Linked DNA regions of Homo sapiens: all the other regions are linked to region 3. The links are chromatin contacts, found by Hi-C or POLR2A ChIA-PET in ENCODE. All regions are on one chromosome and are shown on one strand. Each heading gives the region's core, a stretch centred on a gene start or an enhancer-like site at or near the end of the contact. The rest is flanking DNA. Distances are from core to core; before and after follow the strand shown. Region 1 holds the start of DNAL4 (dynein axonemal light chain 4). Region 2 holds the start of JOSD1 (Josephin domain containing 1). Region 3 has its middle 11 kb from the start of MGAT3. Region 4 overlaps MRTFA (myocardin related transcription factor A).

Region 1 (3,540 bases), core at 846-3,345, 650 kb before region 3:
AATTTAGGCTGCACTAAATTTATAGAAAATATTTTTCTTTCTTCCATAATAAGTTAACCTTAGCTTACTGTAACTTTTTACTTTGTAAAAGTTTTGATTTTGTTAACTTTTTGACTCTTTCGTAGTAACACTTAGCTTAAAACACAAACACATTGTACAGCTATACAAAAATATTTTCTTTCTTTATATCTTTATTCTATAAGCTTTTTTCTACTTATAAATTTTCTATTTCTTTTTTACTTTTTTTTTTTTGAGACAAAGTTTTACTCTTGTTGCCCAGGCTTGAGCGCAATGGCGCTATCTCGGCGCACTGAAACCTCCACCTCCCGGGTTCACGCCATTCTCCTGTCTCAGCCTCCTGAGTAGCTGGGATTACAGGTGCCCGCTACCACGTCTGGCTAATTTTTTGTATTTTTAGTAGGGACAGGTTTTACCATGTTGGCCAGGCTAGTCTCAAACTCTTGACCTCAGGTGATCTGCCTGTGTCGGCCTCCCGAAGTGCTGGGATTAATAGGCGTGAGCCACCGCTCCTGGCCTTTATTTTTTATTTTTAACATTTTTAACTTTTTTGTTAAAACTCAGACACAGATACACTAGCCTAAGCCTACACAGGGTCAGGATGCTTAGTGTCACTATCTTCCACTACCACATCTTGTCCCGCTGGACGGTCTTCAGGGCAATAACACGCATGGAGCTGTCATCTCCTATGATAACAAAGCCTTTTGCTTGAATACCTCCTGAAGGACCTATCTAAGACTGTTTACGGTTAAATTTTATTTTCTTATAAGTAGGAGGAGTGTACACTGTAAAATAACAATAAAAGTGTAGGATAGTAAACACATAAACAAGTAACAGTCATTTATTACCATTATCAAGTATGATGTCCTGTACACAATTGTATGTGCTATATTTTATATGACTGGCAGCACTGTAGGTTTGCTTACACCAGCATCACCACACACGTGAGTCATGCATTTTGCTTTGACATTACGATAGCTATGTAACTAGGTGATAGAAATTTGTCAGCTCCATTATAACCTTAGGGCACCACCGTGGTATCTGTGGTCTTTCTTGACCAAAACGTTGTTATATGGTACATGACTGTATTTCAATCTCCATCTGTCCCCTCCCCACCCCTAAGTAACCCTAACCATGGAAGCCCAGGAGGAAGATCAGAGAGGGTCAACTGGAGAAATGACAGTTCATGCTGACCGGGTTGATAACATTTCCCAGAGAGGGAAAATGTGGTGAAGAGACAAAGGAAAGAAACTAACAAATACTGAATCTATACTGGACTGGACTCTGTACTTCATATTAGCCTCAGAATTACCAAAGGAGATGCACCGACGTATACTGATTTTACATATGCACTGATTAAAAGCGCAGGGAGGGTAGGTCTTGAGACTGGGAATCCAAATTAGGTTTGCCAAGTTATTTTCACAATACACGATACCTCCCATTGGGGAGCACATCCTCTCGGAAGCCTAAAGTTGGGTCAAAGAACAACGACATCCTAGAACGTCAGAGTGGAAGAGGCCTTAGAGATCACTCAACTCAACTTCTCATTTACAGATGGGGAAACTGAGGCCCAAACAGGGGAAATGACCAGCCCAGAATCCCAGTAAGTCGCCAACTCTCCAAGCCAAGAGCGGTCTGACCTAGTTGATGGCGACCCCGCGGGAGAGGGAATTACTCCGCGAAAGGTCGAGGGATCAAGGTGCTGGGGGAAGTCGGCTAAAGGGGGACGCGGGACCACGAAGCTGGGCAGGCCTTGGGTGGGTGGGGAAGAGCAGCCGGCAGAGTCGCGATGGCAAACCTGTCACGACAGAGCTCGCAGGTCCCGAAGTGGGGGTGAGGGTGGGGGTTGAGGATGGGAAGACCTGGGGCAGGGGAACAGCAGGCAGGAGACCGAGGTGGGGCCTCGGCGGCGGGCGAGGCCTCTTCCGCCCTGCGTTGCCTCCCGCCCTCCCTCCGGGCCGGCCCTCCCCGCCTGGCTGCCCGCCGCGCCCCGGGGCCTCACCTGCTCCTGCGGGGGCCGGAGCCGGGGCCGCAGCCAGCGAACCCCCGCCAGGGTTGTCAAGGAGCGAAACAAGAGTGTCTTAGCAACCAGCAAGGAAGTCCTGCCCCCTCACCGGACGTTGACGAGAATTTCACTTATTATTGGTGGATAAAAGTATCAATCAGAGTGAAAGGCCCTTATAAGTCAGGCGTTTGCAAGGACAGGGGCGTGGTTTAGAGGCCAGGGAGGCGGGACTTCACTTATAGTTGTCTTAAGCGTGCCCGAGGAGCAGGGGACACATTGAAGTTCTTTTTCTAGGGAAACAAACTTCGAAAAGCAGTACTGCCTTGGGAGGTTCTTTTAGTCACTTGAAATAACAAATGCAACTTGTTGGTGTCGTGACACTTAGCCACTACTTTATTGGGATCTGAAAAGCCTGATAATAACTAGCATTTTTGTAGGGCTGTACAATTAATATCTCACTTGATTCTCATTACAGTACTTTTAGGTGATAATATTCGTCATCCCATCTGAACTAAAGTTCAGAGAGGTTAAGTAACTTGGTAAAGGATGGAGGTAATCTCCCTGGAGAAGGAACCCAGGGGCTCCTTCCTCTGTGCCACACCCTTGTATGGTCACCTAGCTCTAGTCACTAGGAGACATTTGTACCACCTAATTTCAGACACAGTTGCCCAGAGCCTGCCTTTTCTTCCCCTTGGGAGGGAAAATTAATCCGAAAGTACGGAGAAGGAAAAGGGGAAAGGGGAAGAACTGGCGGATTCTATTATTTGATTGGTAGATCAAAGGGTCAGTTGGGTACTTCGTAGTTTAAACCTTTATTATTGTGATGAGTACTTGGGGTGAAACCCCACTGCCACATTTACTAGCATTGAAGCTGTCTTTGCCAAAATTATAACTGAGGAAATTATGACAGTGAAAGAGATCAGACCTAACCCACTCCATCTTGCCTTTCTAGCCTTTAAGCTGTCTTTGTTCATTCCTAGGCATAGGCTGAACGAACCTTGGGAAGGAATTTAGTTTATAGTTTTACTCTGAAACAAAATTGACAATAGCCCTTTCCCAAAAAGGCTCCCTTCCTGCCTTGGGACCAGTCTGCCTTTGTAGGACTAACAAATTAGCTACAACATTAGAAATTATGGTTTAGGGGTCACACAGCAGCCTCTGGCTGCAAGAGTCTGAACCTTCCCAAATTGCTCCTGGGGATAACATCACTATTGTAAAACCTAAGATCAGCGCTTGAGATATTTTGCAGACCCTGCGCTCGATGGATCAGCTGACACCACCCAGACCAGTAATGTGGCTCAAACAGTTCTGTGATCCCACCCAGGAACAGAAGACAGCAAGAAAACCTCACTTCGACCCCCTCAGTATTCCATCTTCGACTTAATCAATCAACACTCCTCGCTTGCCAAGCCCCTACCCACAAAATTATCTTTAAAACCTCTGATCCCTGAATGCTTGGGTAGCATATTCAACTGCCTCCTAGCCATGTGCACCAGAATGTTCCACAAGCCCTTCAA
Region 2 (3,229 bases), core at 410-2,909, 750 kb before region 3:
GGCCTCACAGAAAAGCTGAGCATTGTTTATACATCTTGCTTGTGGTACCCACCACATTCCACCTTTAAAGACAGGTGACTGAACGTGTACGTATCTAGTCCCACTTCTAGACTGTAAACTCCTCGGCAGCAGAGCTTTACAGGCATTATAGCATAGTGGTCAACAGCATAGATATAAGAATTCAACCCCAGCTCCAAGTCTTGTTATCTTGGGCGAGGTACTGAACTAAATGTGTCTTCATCAGTAAAATGGAAATAACATCACATATTAACACGTATTCCACGGGACTGTTGAAGATCACTCAAGAAAACACAGCTGAGGCTATGAGTACTTTCCTAGCCCACCGTAAGTGCCTGATAAATGGTAGTGATTATCTTTTCATGTCTTGTGTCCCTTATACCTGCTAACGCAATCTAGCTAATACCTACAGCTTTGAAGGTTTATGAAGCTGAGACACTGCCCCACCCACAGAAATCCAGAAATATCAGTATCAAGATGCCAAGGAGAAGGGTCCCCTACCTCTGGAAAATCTCTTGCAGCGTATCCCGGGTGAAGGCATTGCTGTCCTGGAAGACGTTATTGAGGGCGTGGAGGGCACAAAGCTCCCTGCGCTGTTTCTCATGGTAGATTTGTGGGGGTGCTGCCTGGGGCAGCTCCAATGATTCAGATTTGGCCTTGTCTCCTTTCCATGGCACACAACTCATGTTTTTTGTTTTAGGTTCCAGAGATGGCTATAAACACCCCACTCTTCCCTCTAGAGGAAGAATGTAAGCTTCTCAGTCTTTTCCGGATTCCTGAGGTCCACCTTATTCTCTGGTGTCCATGATTTATGCTTTGTCACTGGGAGAAAAGATTGGAATCAAAAGGAAAAAAATAAAACCCACCTCTTCTCTCTTCTCAATAGAAAAATAACTTTTGGATTACTTTTATTTTGCTACCACTGTCAAAGTGCAGAATTTAAAAAAACACATAAAATGTAAGACCTTGTTTCCGTTTCCCCACCCTTCCCTCCCACCCCCCTCCAAAATCCCCACGATTTTCTTGCTGTTTCCCTCTGCAAATGCCAGGCCTCAAAGCAGGAGGACCGAACACAATCGGTCACATCGCTCCTTTTCTTCCATTTCTTTTGAACCACGACGCCAATGACTCGGGAGACAAGGCCTGGGTGACGGATAAATTTAGCGCACGAGTCGAGTAGCTAGCGCGGGCCGGCAGGCGTGGGACCGCGAGCCGCGCGGGGGCCTCGGGGGCAGCCCTCCATCCCCTCGGGTACGGTGGGGCCCGCAGGGCGCGGCTCCCTCGGAAGGCGCGGATTCTAGCCCTCTGGCCGCGGCCCTGCGGAGGAGGAGACAACTCCGGTCAGCGGCGAGCGGGCGCGGGAAGTGAGCGGCGGGGCCGGCCCCTGCCCGAGGGAAGGTTCCGCGCGGCGAAGGGCTGGCCCGCGAGGGGTGGGGCCGGACAGTCAGCCTCGCGCTCCCGGGCCCGCGCCCACCCGGCTCGCAGCCCCTACACAAACCTCCCCGCCCGTCACGTGAGCGCAGGCCCAGACGCCCTCCCGCCGCGCCCCCGGCCGCAGACCCCAGGGCCGCCGGGACTGCTCGCCGCTGGCGGTCCCCTCACCGCAGCCGGCCGCCACCTGGAGTGCGCGCCGCCAACTGGGCCGTGCGGGCGGGCGCGCGCACCTGAGCCCGACGTCAGCGGCCCCCGCCCGGCGCGTGCTCCGGAAACGCCCTCCCGCGCCGTCCTCACTCCTCCCAGCCGTGGCGTCACGCCTGACGTAAGTCTGACGTCATCGGCACCGGCCTGGGAGCCGCAGACGCCGGGCGTGTAGGGGCGCAGTTCAACGGTTGGGGTGTTGCAAAGGCCGTGGGTGTGGGGCTGCGGGCTGCGCACCTCGGCGGCGGCCGGCAGGGTTGGGGTCCAGCCGCTCCGCTCGGCGCGGCCCCTGGCGGGGCGGCCTGAGGGAGTCCTACCTGGACGCCAGCCTGCCCTTCTCCCGGGCGTGGGCGTTGTTTCGGGGCGGCAGCCAGGCCAGCGGCTGCAGTCCGCGGCTTTCAGCACCCCTCCCTTCTCTGTGCCGGGCTTTTCGGCCGAACGTTCTCGCTCCTTCTGCGTTGACTGTTTTATGTGTGGTTAACGCGCGGCTCACCAGGGGGGATTTTGAAGCACCTGATTCGGTCGGGCGCAAATTGCCTTGGTTAGTGGGCCCGACCGTGCCGCACTGTCCAGGGAGCGTCAAGGGTAGGTGTCTCGCTGGGAGTCACATTTCAAGTGGAAAGGAGAATCCTGTTGCAGTTCCTTGGTGTCGCATTTCGGTTCACTACACACAAGCCACTGCCTTCTTGCCTGGGGGCTCCCCGCTCTTCTCACGGTGGCTTTCCTCTCTGCAGAGACCTCTGCGCGAGGTATACCTAAGCGCATTGTGTGCGTCTTCGGGAAAAGGCGAAAACTACTCGCAGTCCCACGTGGATTTCATTTTTTCCCCTTTACCTACTCTTAGGGTGCGTGGTAGGCATCATTATCCACCTTAGCTGCCCTTCTTTTGGGTTTTCTGTAAAACTGGAAAAACGAGAAGAAACTGTTGCACTTCAAATTTAGTTGTTTTGTTTTGTTTTTTGGAGACGGAGTTTCGCTCTTGTTGCCCAGACTGGAGTGCAATGGCATGATCTCCGCTCACCGCAACGTCCGCCTCCCGGGTTCAAGCAATTCTCCTGCCTCAGCCTCCCGAGTAGCTGGGATTGCAGGCATGCGCCACCACGCCCGGCTAATTTTGTGTGTTTAGTAGAGGGGTTTCTTCATGTTGGTCAGGCTGGTCTCGAACTCCCGACCTCAGGTGATCCACCCGCCTTGGCCTCCCAAGGTGTTGGGATTACAGAAGTGAGCCACCGTGCCCGGCCTTTTTTTTTTTTTTTTTTTTTAAGATGGAGTTTAACTTTTGTCGCCCAGGCTGAATTGCAACGGGGCGATCTCGGCTTACTGCAACCTTCACCTCCTGGACTCAAGCGATTCTCATGTCTCAGCCTCCCGCGTAGCTGGGATTACAGGCTCCTGCCACTACGCACGGCTAATTTTTGTATTTTTAGTAGAGACGGGGTTTCACCATGTTGGCCAGGCTGGTCTCGAACTCCTGAGATCCACCCGCCTCGGCCTCCCAAAGTGCTGGGATTACAAGCGTGAGCCACCGCGCCCGGCCTGAAGTTTTATTATTTTTGAGACAGGGTCTTGCTCT
Region 3 (3,306 bases), core at 359-2,858:
AGCCCAGCTGTCGGGGCGGGCAGTCTAGGGGCAGCCTTCCCCATCAGACCTCTGGGAGTCAGCCCCACAACTCCCTCCCCATGCCACATCCCAGACAACACCTGGTCCTGCAGGTCTCATCTCCTCTTTCCAGCCTCCCATCTCCACCCCAGCCACCATTACCTCCCCTGTTTCCCAGCGCCTCTGCCAGCTCTCCCCACTGCCAGTCTGGCCCCATCTGATCCATCTCAGACCAGCGACATCCAATCATTCCTCCAGCGAATATGCATCGAGCACTTAGTGTGCGCTCAGCTCTGATTGGGAACCAAAGAAAGGCCCTGCCCAGTGGAGAGACAGACAACAAACAAGGAAACCTAAGCGCGTCCTCTGACAGCCAGCAGCAACACGCGCCAGGGGGATAACAGGAGGAATCTGAGAAGGGATCCACGGGGCGCCTTCTCTGTGCCTTCAGGGCCATGGCTCCAGACCCTCTAGCCTTGTCAGGACTGCTGTGAGCTGTGAGTCTGGTCCTAGCCTGGCCAGCCTGGACCAGGCCACCAGCTCCACATGGCCATCACATTGCATGGCAGCACAGTGTGATCTTGGACGAGTCACTTTCCAGTTCTGAGCATCAGCTTGTCCACCTGTAGGATGAGCTTGGTGGCAAGAACACTGCAGGAATCACCAGGGCCCTGAATCCTCCTAGGAGCTGGAGGGTTGGCCCTGTGAGGAAGGAGTGACTTTCATCCCGACCTGATTTAGAAACAGTCTCTCTCCTGCCAGCTGCAGTCAGTGGGGGCTACGTCATACCCCTCATGAGACGGTGGAAGGCTCAAAAGTGATGTGGTTCATGCTGAGACATGGCCACAGTAAGTGTCCCCACAGCAGCAGCCCTTGTTAGAATCCTGCTGCTCCGTTCCCTGGAGACTTTGTCCAGCCGGGGAGGGTCTGCCTGGATTCAGCCGTCTCCAAGCCTCTAATAGTAGTGAAAACGGCTGGTGTTTCTCCGACACAGCCCCTGGGCCAGTGTCACAAGCACCACTCACAAGGCTCGCTCATCCTGCACCATCACTCCAGACCATGCTGGTGCTTTTACTGTCCCTCTTTGGGGGGATCCAAATCTAGGAAAGGCGATGTAACTCACCCAGACCTCCGGTGGGAGCAGGCCTTGTGCCTGGTCCGCCTGCCATGTCACTGTCTCTGCGGTGTTGGCTGGGGCGGCCCCCTGGCCTCCCTCCCAGGCCCAACGCCTGGCAGGGGTGGCTGGAACAGCTGGGGGAGGCGGCCCCTCTCTTCCCTGTGTGGTCCAGGGCCGCTCTCCCCCTGGATTTCCCTCCATAGCTGCTGACCTCCAAGCTGGAGGAAAAGGACATTGCAAGGCCACTTGAGGCCTAGCCTGGACATTTCCTCATCCTAGTGGGCAAAGCAAGTCACAGGCCTGCCCAGGTTGCAGGGAGGGGAAAATGGTGGACATGCTGCCAGGGCCGGGGAGGGAGGGGACCCTGCAGCCATCTTGGCAGACATCTCCCACCCAAGGACCCCAAGCCTCAGAGCCGTCCTTAACTGCTGGCAGCCTCCAGTGGGGCAGGGCAGCAGAGTGTATGGTGATCCCCATGCTTGCAGAAGAGGCCCAGGAGGCTCGAGGCCCAGCTGGGGGTGAGTAGAGGAGGATAAGCGGGCTCTGGACAGGCCCCAGCGTAACCAAAGGCCATTTCCTCCAGAGGCCCCGGCTCTGTCCCCGTCCCTGAGGGTGTTTTCCCGGGAATGAGCTGGGCCTGCTCCTCCTGCAGGTGATAACACTTGGCCCTGCCTGGGGTTTCCGAAAGGCGGAGGGCGCCACACAGCAGCCGCTCCCTGGCCCCGCCTCGGCCTCACAGACTCTGGAGTGCAGCAAATGTCCCCAGACAGTGATGTTCACTGAGGGTAGCAGGGGGGAAACCAGGGTGGATCTTTCCTCTCCTCCAACCCCTAGAGGCCTCGTGAACCTTTCAGTGGCCTCCCAGCACAGGTGCTGCCACTCATTAGCTGCCTGATCTTGGGAAAGTTAACTTCACTGCTTCATGCCTGTTTCCTTATCTGAAAAATGGGGAGAAAGGAAGGGCAGACACGATTGCTCTGTGCCAGGCCCCGTTCTAAGCACTTTGCATCTAGCAACTCATGCAAGCCTCCCAACAGCCCTGTCAGGCGGGGTCTGTTATGACATTCCTCACTTTACAGATGAGGAAATGAAGGCACAGAGAGGGCAAACAAGTTGCCTGAGGTCACACAGTGAGTCAGTGAATCTCGGAGTTGGGCCCAGGTAGCCCAGGTCTGTCTTGTTAGCTGCCATGCCCAACATCACGGCCTGGCGTGACAATGCAGGATGATGCCAGCCCGTGGTCAGTGATGTGGGTTTGCTTCTGTGGTTATCATCCCCGTGCTCTTTCCGGAGCCCGAACTGCACCTGCTCCGCTAGTGCCTGTGCTCCGCCTCCTATTCCTTCCCTTTTCTATACCATAGTGTGGCTGAGGTTGTTTTAAACCTGAATTTGTTTGAGCCCCTGAGCTTTCTAGTTGCAGTTCATTGCACTTCGCAGAGCAACTGGCAGGAAGTGTGTGTGGTGGCCAGAGCTCTCGCCGCAGATGCAGGCCGTGTTAACGGAGCGCAGGGCAGCCAAGGCAGGTGAGAGACCCTTTGTGTGCATCTATGCAAGTCAGGACATGTCGGGGGAGGGCAAATGGAGAGTAACTGGGATGGAAAGGTCTGGAAACCATGTCATAGGAGGAGGCGCTAAAGAACCTGGGAGGAGGCCGGGCGCGGTGGCTCACACCTGTAATCCCAGCACTTTGGGAGGCCAAGGCAGGCAGATAACGAGGTCAGGAGTTCAAGACCAGCCTGACCAATATGGTGAAACCCTGTCTCTACTAAAAATACAAAAAAAATTAGCTGGGTGTGGAGGCACATGCCTGTAGTCCCAGCTACTTGGGAGGCTGAGGAAGGAGAATCACTTGAATCCGAGAGGCAGAGGTTGCAGTGAGCCAAGTTCGAGCCACCACACTCCGGCCTAGGTGACAGAGTGAGACTCCGTCTCAAAAAAAAAAAAAAAAAAAAAAAAACCTGGGAGGAGAAGTGGTGGAGGGACCCTTGCCAAATGTCTGGAGGACCGCCGTGCCAATGAAGAAGCTGGCTTGCTCTGCCCAGTTCCAGGCAGCGGGTTCTAGGGTATCTAACAGCCAAAGTGGTCACATAATAGAGTGAGAGAGTGAGCGCCACATCACAGGACGTGTGTAAGCAGTGGCATGAGACTGGGGCCACAGGAGATGACCTTGAAGCCCCTCTCCTCACCCA
Region 4 (3,268 bases), core at 682-3,181, 990 kb after region 3:
AAATAAAGTAAAATAAAATAGCCGTGGGTCTTAAGGAGATGCAGCCCATGATCTGTCTAGGGGGATTATCTTCCCATGATTTTATGTGAAAGGAAAAAGTAAAGGGAGTGTGAGGGGGAAGCAAGTTCTGGTGACTTCCCCATCTCTACCCACACTGGGCAGCAGAATATTCCTCAGGGGCCCCTGGGGAACCGAAACAGAGTTGGGATGGGGACGCAAGTAAGGTGCTGTGGCAGAAAACTTGGGCTTGGAGTGTGGGCCAGTTTCTGCTTTCCACAAGAGTCAAGTGGATACCACCTACTCTGGGCAGATGGAGACCAAGAAGGTTTCCTGCCCCTTGGAATGCCCGTCCTGTGAGGTGTGGCCAGTGTAACCCCGGACTTGGGAAGCTTTTCCATTGGCTAATGTTTGTGTCCCAACATCTACAAAACGTTAAGTGGAATTAAAGATGGGGAAATACCAGTGGTCTCCAAAGCACTCCAAAATTCAGGCAAGGAGGATCGGGTGATCATTCCATATCCTTAAATGTACAAAAAGAGAAACCTCATTCCAATCATGTTCCATATAATCACCATGGGAGGTAAATGAGAGAAGGGATGAAGTAGGAGAAGCAGAGCTTTCCATTTAAAACCACAAGGCCAGGGCTGGCCCTAGAGTCTAGCAGGCTCTGGCCTCAGAGTTCTATGGAAAGCTCTAAATGGAAATATAACCAGCAATGCAATGAGCTCTGAAAATGCTCTTTGGGAGTTCTGAGGGGGAAAAAAGGTACCTTACCCTGGCCCGCTCCAAGCTCCTTCTCTGCTCATGAAATGCGGCTGGACTTTTCAAAGCTGTTGAGAGAAGAACCGTAAAGATTACCTTCAAGCGAAGCATCATGTCTAGTGCTACGATATTCAGTGGAGAAGGCATCTTAAATTCATGTTACTGGCTGGGCGTGGTGGCTCACGCCTGTAATCCCAACACTTTGGGAGGCTGAGGCAGGCAGATCACGAGGTCAGGAGATCGAGACCATCCTGGCTAACATGGTGAAACCCTGTCTCTACTAAAAATACAAAAAATTAGCCAGGCGTGGTGGTGGTGGGCGCCTGAAGTCCCAGCTACAAGGGAGGCTGAGGCAGGAGAATGGCGTGAACCTGGGAGGCAGAGCTTGCAGTAAGCCGAGATTGCGCCACTGCACTCTAGCCTGGGCAACAGAGCGAGAAACCGTCCCCCAAAAAAAAAAAAAAAAAATCACATTACTGTTAGTAGTACTATAAATATCAGTTGAAGTGAAGGCAATGACACCTGAGTAAGCATGTATCTTTATGGTTTAGCTACCCCATTCAAACAGTTTTGGTAGAAACCAAAATATGACTCCTAATGGGAACTGTCACTGCCTAAGCTTGGGCTATATAAAGTGCACCCATGGAATGTAACTTTAACAAACACCCTGGCCCATGACTGGACCGTCAGCCGCAAATCCCCCTTCAGCTAGGACTCCAAGAACGCCTGCTAGGCCTCACATTATTCTCAGGACACCTGCACACAGGAAGGGGCACAGATGCATGCCAAATTAACCTTACTTCCTCAACCTCACGAGGAATCATAAAGTGGCCAAACTGTTTCAATGGGACAGTTAAAACCAAAAAGATATATGTCCACTCGGCACTATTTCCTTCTTCACTGCACCTGTTATTTATAGTGCTGCTAAAATTAACTTGAATTTCATCTCTAAGGACTAAAAGAACCCCATGGCAATTGTATGTGAAGGAACACACACAACCGACAGCTGAGACGAAGGGCTCAGCTCTATTCTGGGGATACCACACAAAGACCACAAGTCTCGACTTCTGCAAACAACACTCAGGTGGCAAGACCAAACCAAGAGCCTCCAGAAAGGCTGCACCATGAATGGAAGGTCTGACTCCTTTTGTCAAAAACTTGGCTGTAAGGACAAATAGCAACTTAAGACACTCTGAGGATGAGAGGGAAAGGCCTGACTCACTTCAAGTAGGGAACAGAGGCAATAAGAGAGAAATTTATAAGACTGTGGTCAGTTTCACTTCTCCTGCCCTAGAATTTCCAAAGAGCTGTGAAACTGCGAGCAGAGATAACTTTTGCTAGGCTGCTGGCTGCGGTAGGAGTGCAGGGTTAAGGAGCTGCTAAAAGTAGCAAGAGAGCATAGATAGGACCCTATCCTGCCTGGGCCGTTGTGCTTCTTCCTCCTTCCTCTCCACCCCCAGCGGGGGGCTGGGCCTCAGCAACAGCAGTCCCAGAAGAAAGCTTCAATTGTCCCAGTGGTATTTATTTTTAAAAATTTTTTGTGAATCTTAAGATAAAAAAGAAACTACAGTCTTAAAAGTACTACTGAGATCCCATCTTCTAACAGAAGGGGGAGCTCTAGATTTAACAAATAACATCAAAGAAAAACCAGTACAAGTTACCTCCCCAACCTACCTGGGCACTATCCAGGATTCCCCACTTCTTACATGGGCAGGTCGTGGGCATTTCAGTGGGTAAATAGACACCCCCTGCACCTGCTTCTACTGTGTAACGCTAGCTCAACTCCAAACGTCCTGCTCTGCAGGAACCCGGGTGTGATGCATCACACGTAACCTTGGCTCTTGGAAAGCTTAGCACATGCATGAGACAGTAAGTACAAAGAATCAAGAGAAAACGGACACTGTCCACCCCACCCCAGCTTCCTTTTCTGCCTCATTTTTCTCCGCAGCACTCATCACTGTCTTGACAGTCTTTATATAAATACTACGTATCTGGCTGGGCATGGTGGCTCACGCCTGCAATCCCAGCACTTTGGGAAGCCGAGGTGGGCAGATCATGAGGTAAGGAGTTCGAGACGAGCCTGGCCAACATGGTGAAACCCCGTCTCTACTAAAAATACAAACATTTTTGTACAGGCATGGTAGAGGGTGCCTGTAATCCCAGCTACTCAGGAGACTGAGGCAGGAGAATCACTTGAACTCAGGAGGCAGAGGTTGCAGTGCGCCAAGATAGTGCCACTGCACTCCAGCCTGGGAGACAGAGCAAGACTCCGTCTCAAAAAAAAAAAAAAAAGGCGGAATACTACATACTTTTCTTGTTTACTCTCAGTCTCCCACGTTTACATTTACAACATGTCCCCATCAGAGCACAGCAAGGGTTTTGTCTATTTTTTTAGTCACTCACAGCATTCCCCAAGTGCCTAGAATACCAGGCACACAGTATACCCTCAATAATTATTCACTCGATGAATTAGTGAGTATTCTGTAAGAAACGGACACAAGGTGAC

Evidence for each region. A loop is a pair of places that touch in the nucleus more often than their neighbours do. ChIA-PET counts read pairs that join two places held with the same protein, here RNA polymerase II (POLR2A). Pooled maps may share reads with other maps.
Region 1: a loop to region 3 is called in a pooled map, with 4 times the contacts of the local background. The contact joins the promoter of DNAL4 here to the enhancer-like site in region 3. A Hi-C loop is called at or near these places in 1 of 50 pooled maps. POLR2A ChIA-PET finds 5 or more read pairs at or near these places in 3 of 52 experiments (H1, Panc1 and activated CD4-positive, alpha-beta T cell).
Region 2: a pooled map shows a loop between it and region 3 (4-fold over the local background). The contact joins the promoter of JOSD1 here to the enhancer-like site in region 3. A Hi-C loop is called at or near these places in 3 of 37 single-sample maps with no recorded cell type and 3 of 50 pooled maps. POLR2A ChIA-PET finds 5 or more read pairs at or near these places in 1 of 52 experiments (activated CD8-positive, alpha-beta memory T cell).
Region 4: a pooled map shows a loop between it and region 3 (7-fold over the local background). The contact joins two enhancer-like sites. A Hi-C loop is called at or near these places in 2 of 50 pooled maps.

Annotation. Positions count from the first base shown.
Region 1 is chr22:38,792,048-38,795,587 of GRCh38, forward strand. DNAL4 (dynein axonemal light chain 4) reads right to left here and starts at 2,096. Exons shown (of 4, transcript NM_005740.3): 1 at 2,021-2,096. RefSeq lists a silencer at 1,838-2,287.
Region 2 is chr22:38,699,284-38,702,512 of GRCh38, forward strand. JOSD1 (Josephin domain containing 1) reads right to left here and starts at 1,660. Exons shown (of 5, transcript NM_001360236.2): 1 at 1,517-1,660; 2 at 520-1,335. The coding sequence starts at 704. RefSeq lists a silencer at 1,167-2,126.
Region 3 is chr22:39,444,658-39,447,963 of GRCh38, forward strand. No RefSeq gene overlaps it. Among named protein-coding and RNA genes, the nearest start is that of MGAT3, 11 kb to the right of the region's middle. RefSeq lists enhancers at 2,308-2,357, 2,588-2,777 and a silencer at 3,002-3,193. Within about 2 kb of position 1,609, at least 9 of the 41 ENCODE cell types and tissues checked have a DNase peak (open chromatin) inside an H3K27ac peak, as active enhancers do.
Region 4 is chr22:40,434,725-40,437,992 of GRCh38, forward strand. It overlaps MRTFA (myocardin related transcription factor A), which reads right to left. Exons shown (of 15, transcript NM_020831.6): 5 at 775-830. Among named protein-coding and RNA genes, the nearest start is that of SGSM3, 66 kb to the left of the region's middle. RefSeq lists enhancers at 1,567-1,626, 1,887-2,016, 2,137-2,186, 2,257-2,306. Within about 2 kb of position 1,932, at least 22 of the 41 ENCODE cell types and tissues checked have a DNase peak (open chromatin) inside an H3K27ac peak, as active enhancers do.